Linked DNA regions of Homo sapiens: region 2 is linked to region 1. A link is an interaction called in ENCODE POLR2A ChIA-PET data of the cell type or tissue named here. Cell type or tissue: Caco-2. All regions are shown on one strand.

Evidence for each region. Peaks named below come from ENCODE experiments on the same cell type or tissue, not always from the same donor. Only the 100,000 strongest peaks of a DNase experiment are listed, where the experiment ranks them.
Region 2: POLR2A ChIA-PET joins it to region 1 with 5 read pairs; 2 of 35 experiments call an interaction of 5 or more read pairs at or near these places.

What each region holds. Positions count from the first base shown.
Region 1 is chr5:10,255,100-10,260,099 of GRCh38, forward strand. It overlaps CCT5 (chaperonin containing TCP1 subunit 5), which reads left to right. Exons shown (of 11, transcript NM_012073.5): 4 at 856-1,054; 5 at 3,012-3,204; 6 at 3,287-3,436. Among named protein-coding and RNA genes, the nearest start is that of CCT5, 7.3 kb to the left of the region's middle. In Caco-2, no CTCF peak of the experiment used is centred here; a DNase peak (open chromatin) is centred at 3,094.
Region 2 is chr5:10,582,828-10,587,827 of GRCh38, forward strand. The region is part of intron 1 of ANKRD33B (ankyrin repeat domain 33B); the gene reads left to right. Among named protein-coding and RNA genes, the nearest start is that of ANKRD33B, 21 kb to the left of the region's middle. In Caco-2, no CTCF peak of the experiment used is centred here; no DNase peak of the experiment used is centred here.

The sequences.
Region 1 (5,000 bases):
AAAGGATGTTTGGGAAACGTGGAAGAATTTGATTTTGGATCATGTACTGCAATGCTGAGTTTCCTGAGTGATCTGTGACCATTATATTGCAGATGTGTAGGAGAATGCCCTTCTTCTCAGCTGTATACCTAAATACTTAGGAGTGACATGTCATGGTTTCTGTAACTAATTCTCAAATAGTTGAACAGAAACAGTATGTACATGTAGAGAAAATGTGGCAAAATGTTAATAAGTAAACTGGTATTCGTTTTAGTATTGTACCTTTTTTTTCTGAAGATTTGAAATCTTTAAAAAGTTGGGGAGATTGAAGACAAAATATCAGTAAGGTTACCTTTTCTGCAGATGAAATTTGAATTCATTCAACAAATATTTATTGGATACTATTGTATGCCAAGCACTGTTCTCGGTGCGCTTGGAGAGCTGTAGATTTAAACAAAATTCATCTTTGCGACCCTAAAATGAGGAGAAAGGAGGATGGGGGTGGGGGGAATAAATAATAAACACGTTTTAGTCTCATCACCAGGCTGAATTTCACTGAGTAGACCCTGGCCCAGGAAACATAATAGCTTTTTACCTCTTAGAAAAATGTTCTTTTTACATTATATTCTTTAGTTACGTTCTTCACATCACTGAGGGTTGAATGTTCATCTGTAAGGGGACACATGTCCTATTCGACCTTCGCTAGAACTAAAACGAGGCTTTCTTTTAAAAATAGAGGGCTTCTGCCTCTAAGATGACTTGCAGCTTAATTCTAGAAGCTGCTTCTTTCCATGATAGCATCTAACTTGTGCTGATTATACTAAAAGTGAAGTTTTGTTGTTTGCCTGAACTGATTGTCTGCTGGCTTATTTGCAGTCCTGGCTGGTGCCTTGTTAGAAGAAGCGGAGCAATTGCTAGACCGAGGCATTCACCCAATCAGAATAGCCGATGGCTATGAGCAGGCTGCTCGTGTTGCTATTGAACACCTGGACAAGATCAGCGATAGCGTCCTTGTTGACATAAAGGACACCGAACCCCTGATTCAGACAGCAAAAACCACGCTGGGCTCCAAAGTGTACGTTTCAGTAGATGATATGATTACCCATTTGTAGAGGAGGCAGTTTGTTTGCCATTTCTTAAAGGCAACACAAAATGACCACTGGTGGATTTGTATCGATTTGATTATTTGTTTTGATTACTTGGTTTTGCTTTGTTTTTAATGTAGATGTAGACAGATGCATTTTGTATTTAAGTTGAGAACTGAATTTCTAAGTTCAGGTATAAATCCCCTTGACAATATTTGCAAAATATAGTTATTTTAATTTAGCAGAATAGGTTGTGTTAAAAATCAGCTAAGGCTGGATGCAGTGGCTCATACTTGTAATCTCAGCACTTTAGGAGGCCAAAGCAGTAGCTTGCTTGAGCTCAGGAATTGAAGACCAGCCAGGGCAATGTAGTGGGACCCCATCGCTACAAAACAAAAAACTAGCCAGGCATGGTAGCACACACTTCAGCAACTCCAGAGGCTGAGGTGAGAGGTCGAGGCTGCAGCAAGCCATGATCATGCCACTGCACTCCAGCTTGAGCAACAGAGCGAGACCCTGTCTCAAAAAAAAAAAAAAGTCAACTAGAAAGGGTCCTACCTGGAGGATATGTGAATTTTCTTAACACTTCTTTCTATAATTTCTTTGCTGGGGAGCCATTGGGGGTGGGTTCCACTTTTTATTCAGCAAATTGCCGATCCAAAATTATAATTTAGTAAAGAGAGTCTTGAAAGCGACTTGTCTCTGGTGTTTTCAGCGTTCGTGTAATGTCCGTTTGCCAGGCTTACTGCCAGGTCTTATGGGCACTAAGACACAGCTCTTCTCCCAGGAGACTCTAAGCAACCTCAGCCAAGGGGTGCGCTGATTATGTACAATGCCAAAGACTTAAGGTCTGTTGCCGTAATATAACATAAAAATCCAGTGTAAGCTGCTTTATTACATTATATTAAATCAGTGAGAGATGTTTTCAATTGTGTGCTTGTGGTGGTTTTAGCAAAAAGGAATGAGGGATCTTCTAAACTCAGAGTAGTCAGGGAAAATGCAGGAAAAGTGTCTGCTTCTGTTGCCTTTTCCCCTGAGCAAAGCCTATGTTAGAGCAGAAGCCTTCAGCAATGCCTGCTGTCCTCCTCTAACCACAGATCTCAGCAGAGACTAGCTCCCTAGGCAAGAGTGAGTACCCTAGGGGTAGCCTCTTGTCACAAGTATAACACTTATTTTCTCATGAAAGGAGGACATCATCATTACTTGAAGTGTACAAATCAGTTTTCTTGTTGCTTTATAAGTTGGCCTTGTTCTGTTTGCAAGTATTAAGTCATCTACTTAAGATACAACATGTTTACTTTCATGGTTCTCTTTTATAGATAACCTGTGATTTCAGACATTATTTCAAGTGCTAGGTTTCCCTAGTTGTTTTTCTTGGCTCAAAAATTAATTTATTGAACTGTCTATTCACATGTTTCAAAGCTTTCAAAAAGGTAACACCCTCCATCTATAATGGATGTTGTGGTGAATTCTTGGAAAGTTTAAATGCCCTGTCCAGTCCTTTCAGTTCCTGGTTAGTGCTACACTTCATTGAGATAAGAGTGACTCTTCCTGAGTGATTACTTACCTTTCCCATTCTGTTCTGAACTTGTAAAATAGTAACAGTATTCTGTAAAAGTGCTGCATTCTAAGAAGACCTTAATTCATGCCAGACTACAGTGGTTTCTTGAGTACATTCATAATGGAAGGAAATAGTAAATTTCAGAGTTAGCGAAAATAAAGATGTAATTTTTTCCTATCTAAGTATACAGTCCCCTTTAGGGCCCATGGATCACAGGTTAAGAATCTGCCCCAGACTGTTGAAAATGCAGGTTGAGATGGCATTCCCCTCTAGAAGACTCAAAACATCGTTTGATTTATATCTTTGAGTAACATTGTGTTATGTGGCCTGCTTTGGTTGCAGTAATTGTGAAACCAATGAAGTTTGTTTTGTGGTGTTTTCCTCAGGGTCAACAGTTGTCACCGACAGATGGCTGAGATTGCTGTGAATGCCGTCCTCACTGTAGCAGATATGGAGCGGAGAGACGTTGACTTTGAGCTTATCAAAGTAGAAGGCAAAGTGGGCGGCAGGCTGGAGGACACTAAACTGATTAAGGGCGTGATTGTGGACAAGGATTTCAGTCACCCACAGATGCCAAAAGTGAGCCATTGCATCTCACAGCTTCGCACTGTTGGTTAACTCTTAATTCCACCAATTAAAATGTCTTTATGTTCCCCCATAGAAAGTGGAAGATGCGAAGATTGCAATTCTCACATGTCCATTTGAACCACCCAAACCAAAAACAAAGCATAAGCTGGATGTGACCTCTGTCGAAGATTATAAAGCCCTTCAGAAATACGAAAAGGAGAAATTTGAAGAGATGATTCAACAAGTAAGTCTTACCAGAGTCCTCAGTGGAATTTAAACTCCCAAAGGGTACAGTTAGTTAGGTTTGGTTAGTAAATATGTGTAGTCTTTCTTCAGTTCTAAAACATACACAGGAAAAAACCAAATTGCATAGAAAGGCATAAACAGGGAAGAATTCTAATTTTGTCTTAAAATGGTAGCGTGTTCAGGCCAGGTGCAGTGGCCATGCCTATAATCCCAGCACTTTGGGAGGCTAAGGCAGGCAGATCGTGAGATCATCGAGACCATCTGACTAACACGGTGAAACGCCATTTCTACTAAAAACACAAAAAATTAGCCAGGCATGGTGGCAGGCACCTATAGTCCTAGCTACTCAGGAGGCTGAGACAGGAGAATCGCTTGAACCCAGGAGGCAGAGGTTGCAGTGAGCTGAGCTTGCACCACTACACTCCAGCCTGGGCGACAGAGCAAGACTCTGTCTCAAAAAAAATGGTAGTGTGTTCAGGGTCCTGAAAGAAGTGACCCTGTTACCTAAAGCCGTGCTTTCAATTGTACATATTATATTTGCCGTCCTGGACAAATTTAACTTAGCTTACCTTGCCTTTAAGATTTCTGACTATACCTTTTAGGCAAGAGTTAATGAGTAACTGGAGTTAAACCAGAATGCACTCATAGTAATCCCAGTTCTTTGCTCAGTTAAGTCTAGTTTGGGTTCATGAATACCTTAGCGTAGGTGTGCTTTCTCTCTGACATAGCAACTCCTCTTTGGGGGCTGCGTCCTTGGGAGTTGAAAACACCAGTACTCAAGAAGACAGGAACGTGGGTTGGTTAGGGTATTATTTATCATAGCAAACCAACTAGAGACTATTTTCATGTCTGTTCTTGGGAAAGTTGTTGAATGTACTCATTGATGATACGGTTCTTGGTGCCTACGACATACCAGGCTCTGTTGTAGGCACTAAAGGTACAGCAGGGAATGAAGCCAAGCTCGTGCTCTTGAGACACAGATAAGAGAAAGGTGGGTACAGCTCCATTACAGACACTGGTCAGAGAGGTGACCTGTAAGGAGAGGCCAACATAGGGTGAGAGCAGTGCCCCTGGGGGAGGAGCATTCCAGGCTGAGGACAGATGGGGATGCTCCTGAGCCAGGAACATTGTTGGCTTGTACAAGGAAGAGCCAGCCTCAGGGATTGAAGCATGCTGGCGGGAGCTTATAAATAAAAGGCCATCATCTGGGCCGGTGGGACAGTTTTCATGAGAATGGTGCCTCAGCTGTGCTGGGGGGCCACAGATAAATTGAGAGGCCAGGGATGTTACTGGATCGTGCTGGTGAGGCGCAGGTTGCTGAGAATGAGAAGGGAATGACGATGGGGCTAGATAGTAAAATGTTAAAGAATGAGAGGCAGGGACCCAAAGAGGAACACTGCAGGTGACTGAGGAGCAAGAAGGACCCTCTCCTGTTCTGAGCATGTGAGAGGGAAAGCAGCTGCCATCTGAGGAGGGTTGCAGGGGCAGGTTGGTTTTCCGGGGTTGTGACGGAGAGATTGTATAAGGAGGCTGCTGTTCTGGACTGAGTTCCAGAGGGTCAG
Region 2 (5,000 bases), 330 kb after region 1:
TTGGTATAGATGCCTTTCATTCTGCGTTGTTTTATATTGATTGGTGGATATTTTCTCTTGAAGCTTGGTCAGCTCCATGAGGGAGATGCTCAACCTCATTCAGTTTCTGCCCTGTGCAGTCCGGCAGTTTGTCGCACATGGTTGGTGGATGATTGTCCCTGCTTTTTTTTTTTTTTTTCTTGTTTTTGAGATGGAATCTTGCTCTGTCGCCCAGGCTGGAGTGCAGTGGGGCAATCTCGGCTAACTGCAACCTCCACCTCCAGGGTTCAAGTAACTCTCCTGCCTCAGCCTCCCGAGTAGCTGGGACTACAGGTGTATGCTACCACGCCTGGGTAATTTTTTTGTATTGTTAGTAGAGACAGGTTTTCCCCATGTTGGCCAGGCTGGTCTTGAACTCCTGACCTCAGGTGATCCTCCCTCCCCGGGCCTCCCAAAGTGCTGGGATTACAGGCGCGAGCCACCGCGCCCGACCTGTCCCTGCTTTTTGAACATGATTCAAGTATCGTGCCCTGTTGCCAGTTACATATACTATTTTGAAAATTCTTAAAAATAGGATAGGTCTCAGCACTGTGGACATTTTGGTTCTAATAATCCTTTGCTGTGGGAACCCGTCCTGTGCATGGCAAGGTGCTGAGTAGCATCCCTGGCCCCTGCCCACTGGATGCCAGCACCAGTGCCTTCCCCTCTGTGACAATGAAAGTCTCCAGACATTGCCAGTTTCTCCTGTTGAAGTCACTGGAATAGGGATAGAGACTGAAGGGAGTAAGATTGTTGGAGTTGTGAACCTGAGTGCCTTCTTACCTGGAAGGATCTGTGGTATTTGGCACGCCTCGCTGCTCTCTCCTGCCTCTTCCTCACCAAGAGTTTTGTCAGGTGTTTTTTACAGTTAAAGAATTTATGTACTTTGGTAGGAAAATTGTGTTTACCAGCCCTTCCAACAGGCGGTCCTATTCTGTAAGATGGAAAATACCTATAATTAGAATTCCTGGCTCTGTAAATGCTTCTCTCTTTGTGATTTGGAGTGTTTGTTGTTGTTTGAATCTTAACATTTGACTGTATTTTTCTCTTGGAGTTGTAATAAGACAAGGGAGCTTTTAAAAGTGTAATCTGAGGAGATTAACCCCAGGAGGCATGAAATATCCCTCCGAAGATCACAGTCGGTCTTTCGAGGACATCCTGCCACGTTTACCCAGTGCCCGGCGTGAGCAGCCTAGAAGACGAGTGGTGGCAGCTGCCACCTGCCCGGTGAAAATGTAATTGACAGGAAATTAATGAGGGGCCAGAGATGACTGTTTTATGCCTAACAGAACCACATGACACGTGTTTTACCAAGAAATCATACATTTGGCTTTGATTTTCAAAGTGATTTTTATGAACTAATAACACTTCAAGCAGGCACTTTCTCTGTTGGAATTCTCCCTTTAAAAAGAACTGTCAGCTGGGGGCGGTGGCTTATGCGTGTAATCCCAGAACTTCGGGAGGCTGAAGTGGGCTGATCACTTGAGCTTGGGAGTTCAAGACCAGTCTGGGCAACATAGTAAGACCCTGTCTCTACAAAAAATGCAAAAATTAGCCAGATGTGGGGGTACATGCCTATAGTCCTAGCTACTTTGGAGGCTGAGGCAGGAGGATCACTTGAGCTGGAAAGTTGAAGCTGCAGTGAGCCATGATCATGCCACTGCATTCCAGCCTGGGAGACAGAGCAAGACCCTGTCTCAAAAAAATAATAAAAAAAAAAGAAATGTCACAAAACAATTTGCATTAAATAAGCCTCTTGATTCAGCATGAAGTTGCCTCTTTTTCAGTTTAATGTATTTATTTATTTAGCAAATATTTATTGGACAGGGGTACCTGTGCCAGGCGCTGTTCTAGGGGACAGAATGCCAGACAGAAATGGAGATTGCTGCTGAAGTGGAGCTTACGTGATTTTGGGGGTGAGAAACAATAACAAGCTCAAATACATGCACCTCTTCTCAGGAGGGAGCAAGTGCTCAGGAGATGGGATAAGGTAGGCAGGGAAAGGGTTTTGCAGCACTGGGCTGGTGCTGAAAATTTCCGTCCTCGTTGAGGAAGGAACCTTTGAGTAAAGACCTGGAAGGAAGTGAAAGTCTTGCTGTTTGGAGGTCTAGGAAAGAGCCTTCCAGGCTGGTGGAGCAGGTGGTAGAGCTGGAATGTTCTAGAAGAGCCAGAGGTCAGAGGGACTACAGCAGAGCACCATGGGGAGAGGGCAGGAGATGAGGTCAGAAGTGACCAGTGCTTTACTCACAAAGGGAAGGACAGACTTGGGTAAGGAGAGCTGGAGGGGAAGGAAGAAGACCCAACTCCAGTGGTAAGTGAGAGCTCTGCTGGCGTCGTGTTGAAGTTTGGTCCTCTTTGAAGTGGACACAGTCTTCCAGGGCAGATCTTCTTAGGCTCTGGTTGTGGTGAGCTCGTCTCTTACATTGTGCTTACTTAGATCAATGCCTTTTCAGTGTTTGTTTAAATCAACAAGTGTTTTCCTGGATGCCTACAGAGCTGGAACCTGAGGTCCCCTAAACATTGTCCTTGATGGACAAATCCATATTTGGGATGCTGATCTGTGGTCCTTAACTTAGACGTCTTAGGTCTGACTTCGAGTCTCCACAGTCATTTCCATTTGACAAAGGGAGTTTAAGCATGTGATTAGATGGGGTCTGTGGAGCATGTGGCTTTGCTTGTTCTAGGGAAAAGAAACGCACTGAGAAACACCTGGAATTAGAAAGCACTTCCTGGGTGTTTGTGGCTTCCTCTGTCAGCCCTGGAGATGTGGCTGCCCAAAGGCCTGTGTGGCTAACAGGTGTGCTGGAGATGTCTGGATTGTAGCCTTGCTGGGAGCCCTCATGAAAGACAATGCCCGGGCCCAGGTGTTTGATGGGTTACCATGCTGGGTGAGGGCGCTGTGCCAATGGCATAAAGCATGGGGTCATGGGGTCATGGCCTCATGGCCATGGGGTCATGCGTAAAGCAGAGCTGTGGGTCCAGGGTCTGACAGATGGGACTCACTGCAGGGCCCCTCCTCTCTGTCCTCACCTGAAGCAGTTGCATCCATCAGTCCTTCGCCCATCCCAGAGTTTTGGTGATGGCTTCCCTGTGCCAGGCTTTCCGCAGGAGACTGGAGGCCAAGACAAGTACAAGCCACGGGGCTCTATCATCAAGGACCCAACAGGCAGCAACATAGGCTGTGGTGAAGACCCTGAATTCTATGTTCTTGTGGGTCTTGGGAGTTTCTCTGTTGTCTCTGCTCCATGCTAATTGCATAGCATTTCTTTCTTCCATTATGTAACACCGAGAAATACAGTCATCCTTCAGGACACGTGAGGAATTTGTTCCAGGACTCCCCCACCTATACCCAAATCTGCATATACTCAAGTCCCACAATCCGCTTTGTGGAGCCCCTGTATACAGAGTCAGCCCTCTGTAGGTGGATTTCACTTCCCACGATTTGGTTGAAAAAAATCTACCTATAAGTGTACTCTGACAGTTCAAGAGTTGTTTAAGGTTCAACTGTAACACAGCCCTATATGAAGAAGAAAGAAAAGGCTGGTGTTGGTGCCACAGCCAGTGGCTCTCTACTTGATTGGAAGTTCTTGTTTAGACCTGATACACTGTGAGAATACGATGTGCGTTGGGTTCTTGTAACTGTGTGTGTGTGTGTGTGTGTGTGTGTGTGTGTGTGTGTGTGTGTGTGTATACTGCTTTCTTCTCTTTATTTTCCATACAGTTTATAAGAGGACATTCAGACCAACAAACAGTTCTCATCTTCAGTCTTTTAGTGCTGAATAAGTTTTGCTGTGTGGCATCTTAATGCGCAATTTAGGAAATTGCTCTTGGTATCTTGCAGTCACAGCCAGATTCAATTGGTGAGGGATCTTTCCAGTGCAAACATGGCCTTTTCCAATACATTTACATATTCTGGGACATTACTCATTTGTTTCCTGGCTTTTAACAGCACTGCAAATATGGGCCTTTTCTGAAACATTTACATAGACCAGGACATTATTATTCATGTGTTGCCTGGCTTTTAAATCAACAGCAGTATTTACTTAGCTAAGAAATTGGGAGACTCTTTAGCCTACTGAATTTAAAAAAGCAGTGAAGTGTTGGGGGTATGTGAAGTTTTCATTGTGGGAGAGTGTTTCCAATTTTAGTGATTTTATTTATTATTTATTTATTTATTTATTTATTTTGAGATGGAGTCTCGCTCTGTCGCCCAAGCTGGAATGCAGTTGTGCGATCTTGGCTCACTGCAACCTCTGTCTCCTGGGTTCAAGCAATTCTCCCACCTCAGCCTCCCAAGTAGCTGGGATTACAGACGCCCGCCACCATGCCCGGCTGATTTTTGTATTTTTAGTAGAGATGGGGTTTCACCATGTTGGCCAGGTTGATCTCGAACTCCTGACCTGAAGTGATCTGCCTGGCTAATTTTTGTATTTTTAGTAATGACGGGGTTTCACCATGTTGGCCAGACATGTCTTGAACTCCTGACCTCAAGTGATCCGCCTGCTTCAGCTTCCCAAAGTGCTGGGATTACAGATGTGAACCACCACACCCGGCCAGATTTTAGTGATGTTAAAGATCTTTCTGAGTAGAGTTACTTTATTTTCACTGTGAATGATCACATTCACAACATGATCCTTATTCTTTTACTCGGACAACATTGAATAGTAATATTTATTAGGTATTTTATTATTCTTCTGATACAATTTTTTTTTTTTTGGTGTGGAAAATGAAAAAAAAAAGAGAAGTACAAAGAAAAAAACAAAAACCAGTCACCTGTATTCCCAGTACCTGGAGCTAATGATAGTGAATTTTTCGGTGTTCTTTTCTGACTTGTGCTGTGAAATATATATGCTCTGCCAGATTAGCTATCTGTAAAGTTATCTATCTATAAATAAAGTTTTGAGTCCTGGTTTATTCACTTGTAGGGGTATTTCTATATTAGAAATACTTCAGAATCTTGATTTTAAAAATCCAACTTCTGC